2 separate regions of the Homo sapiens genome follow, and region 2 is linked to region 1. A link is a loop called in an ENCODE intact Hi-C map of the cell type or tissue named here. Cell type or tissue: gastrocnemius medialis. All regions are shown on one strand. Links, peaks and the distances in the headings refer to the core of each region. The heading gives the core; the rest is flanking DNA.

Evidence for each region. Hi-C counts contacts between places; a loop is a spot of excess contacts. Peaks named below come from ENCODE experiments on the same cell type or tissue, not always from the same donor. Only the 100,000 strongest peaks of a DNase experiment are listed, where the experiment ranks them.
Region 2: it touches region 1 in a loop (2.8-fold over the local background); 4 of 110 quality-filtered maps call a loop at or near these places.

What each region holds. Positions count from the first base shown.
Region 1 is chr10:112,240,324-112,244,718 of GRCh38, reverse strand. No RefSeq gene overlaps it. Among named protein-coding and RNA genes, the nearest start is that of TECTB, 41 kb to the left of the region's middle. RefSeq lists an enhancer at 4,099-4,395. In gastrocnemius medialis, for the core only: no CTCF peak of the experiment used is centred there; no DNase peak of the experiment used is centred there.
Region 2 is chr10:112,293,931-112,298,325 of GRCh38, reverse strand. TECTB (tectorin beta) reads right to left here. Exons shown (of 11, transcript NM_058222.3): 7 at 4,265-4,348; 8 at 95-257. Among named protein-coding and RNA genes, the nearest start is that of MIR6715A, 3.5 kb to the left of the region's middle. In gastrocnemius medialis, for the core only: no CTCF peak of the experiment used is centred there; a DNase peak (open chromatin) is centred at 1,926; H3K27ac peaks cover 3,057 bases.

The sequences.
Region 1 (4,395 bases), core at 92-4,091:
TCCTGAATCTTTTCGCAAAAGGTTACCTGCTTCCAAGGGTGTGCTTTAGGCTCTGTCTCTGGAGAATCAAAAGAAACCATGCCTGCAGCACTCAAGGAGGCTTAGGAAGACTTTTCTCAACAGCTCCAGGTTCAGGAAATTTCATCCAATCTGCTGACTCTCACTTCTCTAGACTAATGGAAACTGAAAAGGGTGGGGACAATAAAAGCCCCAGAAAATCCACACTATCTTTTTTTTTTTTTTTGGCAGCCTTCTCAATTTGAGCTTGAGCTTCTGAGCTCAGCCTGGGTCAGTTGATGCCTCACTTACTTTTGCGTTCTGGATGATTCACTAGCAGAAGTATTCATTATATTAAAACAAATATACTGATGGGGCATGGTGGCTCATGCTTGGAATCCCAGCACTTTGGGAGGCTAAGGCAGGAGGACTGCTTGAGGCCAGGAATTCTAGACCAGCCTGGGCAAGATAGTGAGACCCCATCTCTGCAGAAAAAAAAAGTTAAAAAAATCTAAATACACGGAAGTAATCCCGGTAGTCATGTAGTGAGCTACTATTGTATCTACTAATTTTTAAATGTCTGCATCTATTGATTTAATCTTAAAAATTTTAAATGTAATATTCTTTTTTAACAGCTTTATTGAGATACAATTCACATATCATTCAATTCACCCATTTGAAGTGTATAAGTAAGTGGATTTAGTAAATTTACAGAGTTGTGCAACCGTCAGCCCAATTATTTTTAGAACATTTCATCATCCTGAAAATAAACCCTGAACCTATTAGAAGTCACTCTTCACTTGCCCTCAACTTACGCCATCCTCTGGCAACTACCAATCTATTTTCTGTCTCTATCGATTTGCCTTTTCATAGAGATGGAATCATACAATATATAGTCTTTTGTTTCTGGCTTCTTTCACTTAGCGTAATGTTTTCAGGTTCAGTCATGTTGTAGTATGTATTCGTACTTCATTTGTTTTTATTGCTAAATATTTCATTGCGTGGATGTACCATGTATCTATTATTTCTGGATTGTTTTTCTGGTTCACTGTAGTGTCCCTAACTCCTACAACAACACCTGCCATAAATGCTGTTGAATAAATGCATATGTGAGTGAATGAACGATCAATAATAGCTATCATAACAGGAACGAATCTTTGTTCACAAACTAAGCTGTGAAAGAGGTGCAGGAGGGAGGTGGAGAAAGATGGCTGAAGAGAAATCTTCAGCAATTGTCCACCCACACAGGAACACCAAATTGAACAACTATCCACACAAAAAAACACCTTCATAAGAACCAAACATCAGGTGATTTTTCACAGTACCTGGTTTTAATATCATATTAAGGAAGGAGACACTATAGAGGGTAGGAAAGACAGCCTTGAATTGCCTGCACCACCTCTGCCCAATCTTCCAGCAGCCACCATGTGGTGCGGAGAGAGAATCTGTGTGCTTGTTGGAGGGAGAATGCAGTGATTGTGGAAATTTGCATTGAAACTCATTGCTGCCTTGTCATAGCAGAAAGAAACACCAGGCAGAACCCAACCAACACCCATGGAGAGAGCATTTAGACTAGTCCTAACCACAGGGAAATCATCCATTGCAGTGGCCAGAAGCTGAGTTCTGGCAAGCCCTGCCATCATGGGCTAAAGTGCTCTGGGCTTCTAAATAAAATTGAAAGGCAGTCTAGGCCACACGGACTATAATTCTTGGGCAAGCCCTAGTGCTGTGCTTGCCATGGAGACAGTGGACTTGGGGTGCATGGGACCTAGTGGGATATAAGCCGGGAGGCCAAGGGAGTGCTTGCATAACCCCTCTCCCAACCCCAGGCAGCACAGCTTGCAACTCTTGGAGGTACTTCTTCCTTCTGTTTGAGGAGAAGAGAGGGGAGAGTAAAGAGGACTTTGTCTTGCAACTTGGATACCAGCTTAGCCACAGCTCCTGGACAATATTTCTAAACATACCCTAGGCCAAAAGGGACTCCATTGCCTTGAAGGGAAAGGCCCAGTACTGACAGAATTCATCACTTGCTGACTAAGGAGCCCTTGGGCCCTTAATAATCAGTAGTAGTAGACAGGAAGTATTTGCCGTGGCCCTTGGGTGAGAATCAGAGTTGTGCTGGCTTCGGGTGTGACCCAGCACATCCCTAGCTGTGGTGGCTCTAGGGGGGAAGACCCCTTCTGCGTGAGGAAAGGAGAGGGAAGATTAAAGGGGACTTTGTCTTGCAACTTGGTTACCAGCTTGGCTATAGAGAAATAGAGCAGCAAGTGGGATCCTGGGATCCCCAATTCCAGGCTTTGGCTCCTGGATGGAATTTCTTGACCTGCCTTGGGCCAGAGGGGAGCCCACTGCCCTGAAGGGAGAGACTCAGGCCTGGCAGAATTCACCACAAGCTGACTGAAGAGCCCTTGGGCCTTGAGTGAAACCCAGTAGTAGCCAGGCAGTCCTCATCGTGGGCCTGGGGTGGTGCAGGCTGTGGCAGAGAGACTCCTCTGCTTGTGGAAGTGGGAGGAAAGAGCAGGAAGGACTATGTCATGTGGCTTGGTTGTCAGCTCAGCTGTAGTATAATAGAGAGCCAGGTAGATTCCTGAGATTCTTGACTCTATGCCCTAGCTCCCAGATGGCAACCCTGGACCCATCCAGTGCCAGGGGGATCTCATTGCCCTGAAGGAAAGGACACAAGGCTGGCTGGATTTGCTACCTGCTAATTGTAGAGCTCTAACACCTTGAGTGAACATAGGCACTTGTCAGGCAATGGTGACTGCAAGCCTTGAGTGAGACTCAGTCCTTGGCTTGGCTTTGGGTCTGGCCCAGCACAGTCCCAGTGGTGGTGGCCACAGGGGTTCTTCTCTAACCCCTTCCCCGGCTCCAGGCAGCTCAGCACAGAGTGAGAGAGAGACTCTGTTTGTTGGGGGAAGTAGGGAAGAGAATAAGAGTCTCTGCCTGTTAATCTAGGAAATTCTTCCAGATCTTACCCAAGACCACCAAGTCAGTATCTCTATGAATCTGCAAGAGTCACAGCATTACTGGGCTTGGAGCACCCCCTAAAGCAGATATGGCTGCAGTGACCAAAGACTTAGATCATAACACCCAAATCCCTTCAAATACCTGGAAAGCCTTCCCAAGAAGTATGGGTACAAACAATCCCAGACTATGAAGAACATAATAAATACTTACATATTCAGTGCCCACACACCAATGAACATCAACAGGCATCAAGACCATCCAGGAAAACATGACCTCACCACAGGAACTATTAATAAATAAGGCACCCGTGACCAATTCTGGAGAGACAGAGATATGTGGCCTTTTAGGCATAGAGTTCAAAATGGCTGTTTTGAGGAGGCTCAATGAAATCCAATTTAACACAGAGAAGGAGTTCAGAATCCCATCAGATAAGTCTAACAAATAAGTTGAAATAGTTAAAGAATAAAGCAGAAATCTGGAGCCGAAAATACAATTTACGTACTGAAGAATGCATCAGAGTCTCTTAACAGAAGAATTAGTCAAGCAGAAGAAAGAATGAGTAAACTTGAGGACAGGCTATTTGAAAATACACAGTTAGAAGAGACCAAAAAAAAAAATGAAGCATGCCTACAAGATCTAGAAAATAACCTCAAAAGGGCAAATCTAAGAGTTATTGATCTTAAAGAGAAGGTAGGGAGACAGAAAAAGGTAGGAAGTTTATTCAAAGGAATAATAATGATGGCAGCAGTGGCCAGTCTGGAGCAGCTGTTATGAAGACACCACTTGCAGCAGGGGAGGTGCAGCGGGGTTGTGCATTCTGTGGCGCTGGTGGGAGCTGGGAACAGGTGAGAGCCTTGTCCCCTACTGAATTGGTGGAGCAGGAGCCCATGCTCCTGGGCACCGCTGCTGCCGCCCAGCCCTGGCTCCCGACCTGAGCATCCCTGCGCTCTTGTGGGCTCTTTCCCCACAGGCTCGGAAGTGTCTGCTCCTGCTCCCTGGCCTCTCTCCACTCCTGGCTCCCACTCCAGAGCAGAGCAAAGCTGTGGCTGAGCCCAGGTACTGTCGTGACTCAGCCAGGTGTGCGTGCACTTGGGGCGGCACCGACACGCCAACCCCCTGCCGCCTCAGCCCCCACTGGACTCTGGGTGGCGATGAACATGGGAAGGAGGCTGGTGGGGGGTGCTGCAGGCAGCTTGGCGTGGGCCTGCAGGAACCCCTTGACACAAACAGCCTGGGCCCTGTGGATGGAATGTTGATGGCGGCAGGAGGCAGACAGGCTCCTGGGCAGAAAGGGGCGGGTCCCTGGTGAAACTCCACCTTCAAGCCAGGGACCACCTGAAGCCTGGGGTCTGGGCTGCCAGCTCCAGATGGAGTCCGTGGCCCAGAGTGAGAACTTACAATGCTTTTTCCAGGCCTATTCATGGCTGCCCA
Region 2 (4,395 bases), core at 186-4,185, 54 kb before region 1:
CCTGGCCTGGTTATGATCTCCCCACTCAAACTCCAGCTCCTCCAATACTGGCACCCTTTAGGTAACATTGTCCTTCTGGAGAGAGGCAGCTCACCACTGGGCAGGAGAGTTTCTCACTGTCGCAGATGAACGTCTCACAGTGTAACCACACCTTGGAGAGTTTGGGGATGTTCTGGAACCGGAAAGCATTGAATTGGAAGGTTGCCCTGTGATCTCTCCCATTCTCATGCACGAGGACGGTTTCATCCGTGGGGCAGCTGAGGCAGATGGGGAAAGAAGAGTGAACTGTCATCTCCTTGAACTCCAGCAAGAGCTGCTGAGCGATTTACACACAAGGCTCCCGAGGTGGTTATATGACCTCTAACCTTCCCAGGCATTTTGATTAGCAGCACCTCACTTGATCTTCACAACTGTGAGGTCAAGTTGATGAGCTAGGAGATGGGTATTACTGTCCTCATTCTATAGACAAGGTACGATGGGAGGGGAGTGACTTATAAGAGTCACACTTTTAGTAAGTTACACCTGTGTCCCAAAGAAAGAAAATCCCTAGGAGATAAGGCCCTCCGAGGACTGGAATATGTCCAGCCCTTGAGGGACATACAAAGTAAGGACAATGGCACCAGGTGCAGCATTGCCCCTGCTGCCACAGCTGCCTAAGCTCAAGTCACACCCAACACATTTCTGTGTGTGAACTGTGAGGTTTTGCATTGAAAATTTGTATTTATGGTATATTATTTAAATTATATATATCTACATAGTTACTTTTGTAAAAATGTGGTCACATTTTTAATATAAGCACAGAAATAATGACTGAAGGATACCGTCTAAATGTTAACACAGGCTGATACAAAGGGATAAAATTATGGGCATTTTTGGTTTTCTTCTTTGTATTTTTATGTATTCTTCCAAATTCTCTATAATGAGAATACAATATTTGTATGATATTCCAACGTCTCAAAGGTAATAATTCAGTTTAAAAAATGACACAGATGGGCATTTATTTAAGCTAGTGGTTCTCGCTTGGTCCACTTTGTGCCCCAGGGGACATTTGGCACTGTGATTGTCCAGGCTGGGGGAAGTGCTGCTGGTATCTAGTGAGTGGGCGGAGACCAGGGCTGCTGCTGAACGTCCTACAGTGCACAGCACAGCCCCCACAGTGGAGAATGGTCCCACCCCAAATGTCAAGGTGCCAACATTGAGAAACCCTAGTTTCAGCAAACATACTTTTTCATTTAACAAAGACTGATGACCTAAGTGCCGTTCCTTTAACTAGGTGTTGGAAACAGACGCAACCATTCTTGGGACTGTACAGAGAAGCCCACACTATTGTGGGGGTTTGTTATCTGCAGGTAGCACGGGGTAGCAGGGTCTGTCGCTCTGCAGGAAAAGGTCTATGTTTCGAAAGCGTCAGACCACTGAATAGCACCATAGCAGGCCCCAGATTAATGCAACTCTGAAGCATCTTTCTTCTTGTATGGTAAACTCGGCACACACGCCAGAGAGCGGTCCAGTTACCCCAGGGAACCTTCATGATGTTCTCTACCCCACCCCTTTTCCCTCAGAAACAGACAACGGGGGGCCAAGCTAAAGGCAGGCACTAAGGAAGTCAAGTGTGAGAGTGAGGGAGTGAAGTGAGGGAATGCTGTACCTTTGTATCTGGACCAGGGGTCAGAGCCGGGTCTGTGTGTGGTGGGCTCTGAACAGTGATGAAACTGTGGCATTTTCCAAGTTGTGAAACAAGACTTCTGTAGGATCATTTTGTCAATAAACACGAGATCCTCGTATGAACTCAAGATGGGAGTTCTTAAAATAGCTCTTTGCAGCCAGAGTGCCCCAGGCATGGTCAGCCAGTGGAAAATAATGTAAGCAGAGCTTTGTCAGGGGGTGGGGAGGAGGCAAAAAATAGGCAGATCTAGATGCCTTGGCACTGCTGCTTCTTGGCACCAGCTGCAGCACCCACACTTCAGTGGCAGCTGCCTCTAGATGGTGGAAGCCCACAGGAGGCTTTTATGCCCTCTCTGCATGAGCCTCCTTTCCCATGTCAGATTGCTCTTTGAGATAAGTATGCTGCTTTTGGGGCATCCATGTGTACAGGGAAATTCCTTATGATATATCTCCTGCCATCTCTCCAGGAACTTTTGCAAACTGGGTTTTTTTTTTCCAAAGGGGCCCAGTGTTGTGAGCAAAAATCATCTGGAGATTGTGGGAGTGGACTTTTCCATTCTCCCCTTTGGCACTGAACTTTGTGCATGTATCTCCAACTTTGAGGTGCCATGTCAACTAGGAAGAATGTAGAAATGGGTCGGGATGTCTTACATCTGGCTGTGTTGAAATGCAGATTCCGTGGGTTTCCCCAGAGTCCTTCTGATCTGGTAGGTTTACAGTACACCTGCATACGTAATAGGCACCCTACACAGTTTGTGTGTACACTAGAGCTTGAGGACAATTGTGCAGACCACCCAAAGCCACAGGCATCCCTTTTTCAGCCATGTTGCACATCTGCCAGATGGGAACAACGGCACTAGAACTCCCTGCAGAGAGATGATTCCAGGGGTAGCAGAAGCCTTTGCCTAGTGTGACCATTGCCTGAGAGAGGTTCCCAGTGCCTGATAGCAATTTCTGGTCCCTGCAGGTCAATACGTTATTTCAGAATTCCTGGAGTCATTTGATTGCACCATTGCTAACAGAGGCTGAATGAATTGAATCATTCAATGGCAGATGTGAGGTAAACACCCAGATTAAGCTGCCATCTCTACAGGAGGCTTTGCTGGGCTGCACAGGTGTGCCTCGGCCAGCCTGTCCTGTCCAGGCCACTCAGGAGGTAACACTGACTGAGTCTGAATCCCAGGCCTTCTCCTTACTAGCTCCATATCTTGGGCACATTTCTGGACCTGTGCCTCAGTTTTCTCCTCTATAAAATAATGATTATTATACTGTCTACTTTAGAGAGGGTTTAATGACATTTAGATAAATTAATATTTGTAAAACACCTATCTAGAACAATGTTTGGTATATTGTAAGAGCTGTATAAGTGTTTGCTAAATAAAAATAGAGGTCCAAAATAGCTCCACTTTTGTTATCCAATTATGTTTATCCTTGACATTAATTTTTCCTTGGCCTGATGGGTTCTGAGAATAACACAGGCACATTGGTCTGTTACATGCTTTGTTTAGAGAATGATCTCTTCTTTGTTTACTGCTAATTATGTGTATGATGTCCACATCTCTTGTCTAGCCCTGTCTCTCCTCTAATTTCCAATAGTACAATTCTAAGTACTTCTGGACAATCATCATTTGAAGCTTAACATGTCTGTTAGTGAACTCAGCGAGAATCCATATTTCCTTATCCAAAAACCTCCTTCTCCAACAGCCAAATCCAGACACTCTTCCTCAGCTTTGTAGTCCACAGATTTAAGAACACAAAGCCATCTTTTTCCATTACTCCCCAGATTTCTTGCGCTGTCCTTTCCTCCACCTCCTATCTGATTAGTTCCTACATTTTCTCATTCCTGCAGAAGCATCTCCCTACTTTTTATTACCTTGTTCCATTCACTTGGCTACAATAGCAGTTCATGTCTTATCACCCTTGCACAATAGCTGCCAGGGCCTCTAATCTGGTTTTTCTCCCTTCCATGCACGTTTCTAAACCATCCTGTGTATGACTTCCAGCATTGCCTTTCTAGGGCGCACTTCTAGTACTACTTTAGTGCTTTACTCCAAATTGTAAAAGCTCCCGGTTATCTACTTAATTAGTAATAAAAACAATGATCTTATTTAAAATGGTTGGACTATCTAGCAAGTACCATCTGCTAAGCTTTTGATATCGATTATTTAATTTAGTCATCATCACCGTGGTTCTGTTGTCAGACTAATTGGATTTGAATTCAGCCTGCACACTTCCTCTTGCACACATACACACATGCACACACACGCATGCGCACACACACATTTAATATGAGACCTTACCCTCTCTTGTGCCTCAGTATTCACATCTGTAAAATGGGGATGATAGTAAAACTAACTTTCTTGTTGTACGGCTTAAAGGAGTTAATATAAGGTAAAGCTCTCAGAACAGTATCTGGCCCCTAGAATGCACTATGTCCTGTTTCTTAGTATTTGTTCTTTGCCTGGAACCACAGATGGTGTCACTGCTGTAACTCCAGCAGGCTTCACCTCTTCCTCCCAAGCTTTCCCAAGCCAGAGCAAAGTAGCCCGATAAATGCCTGGTTCCACTGTTCAGCCCTGTCTCTAGATAGTGTACCTACCCCTTGTTGATCAGCTGCCACTGCAAGGGATACATGAAGTCAGCCGAGGGGGTGGCCCAACAGCTGTTCAAGACCACTTTAAACCTGGAAATAAAACAAAATGGCATCACTTTGAAACAGAGAATCTTATG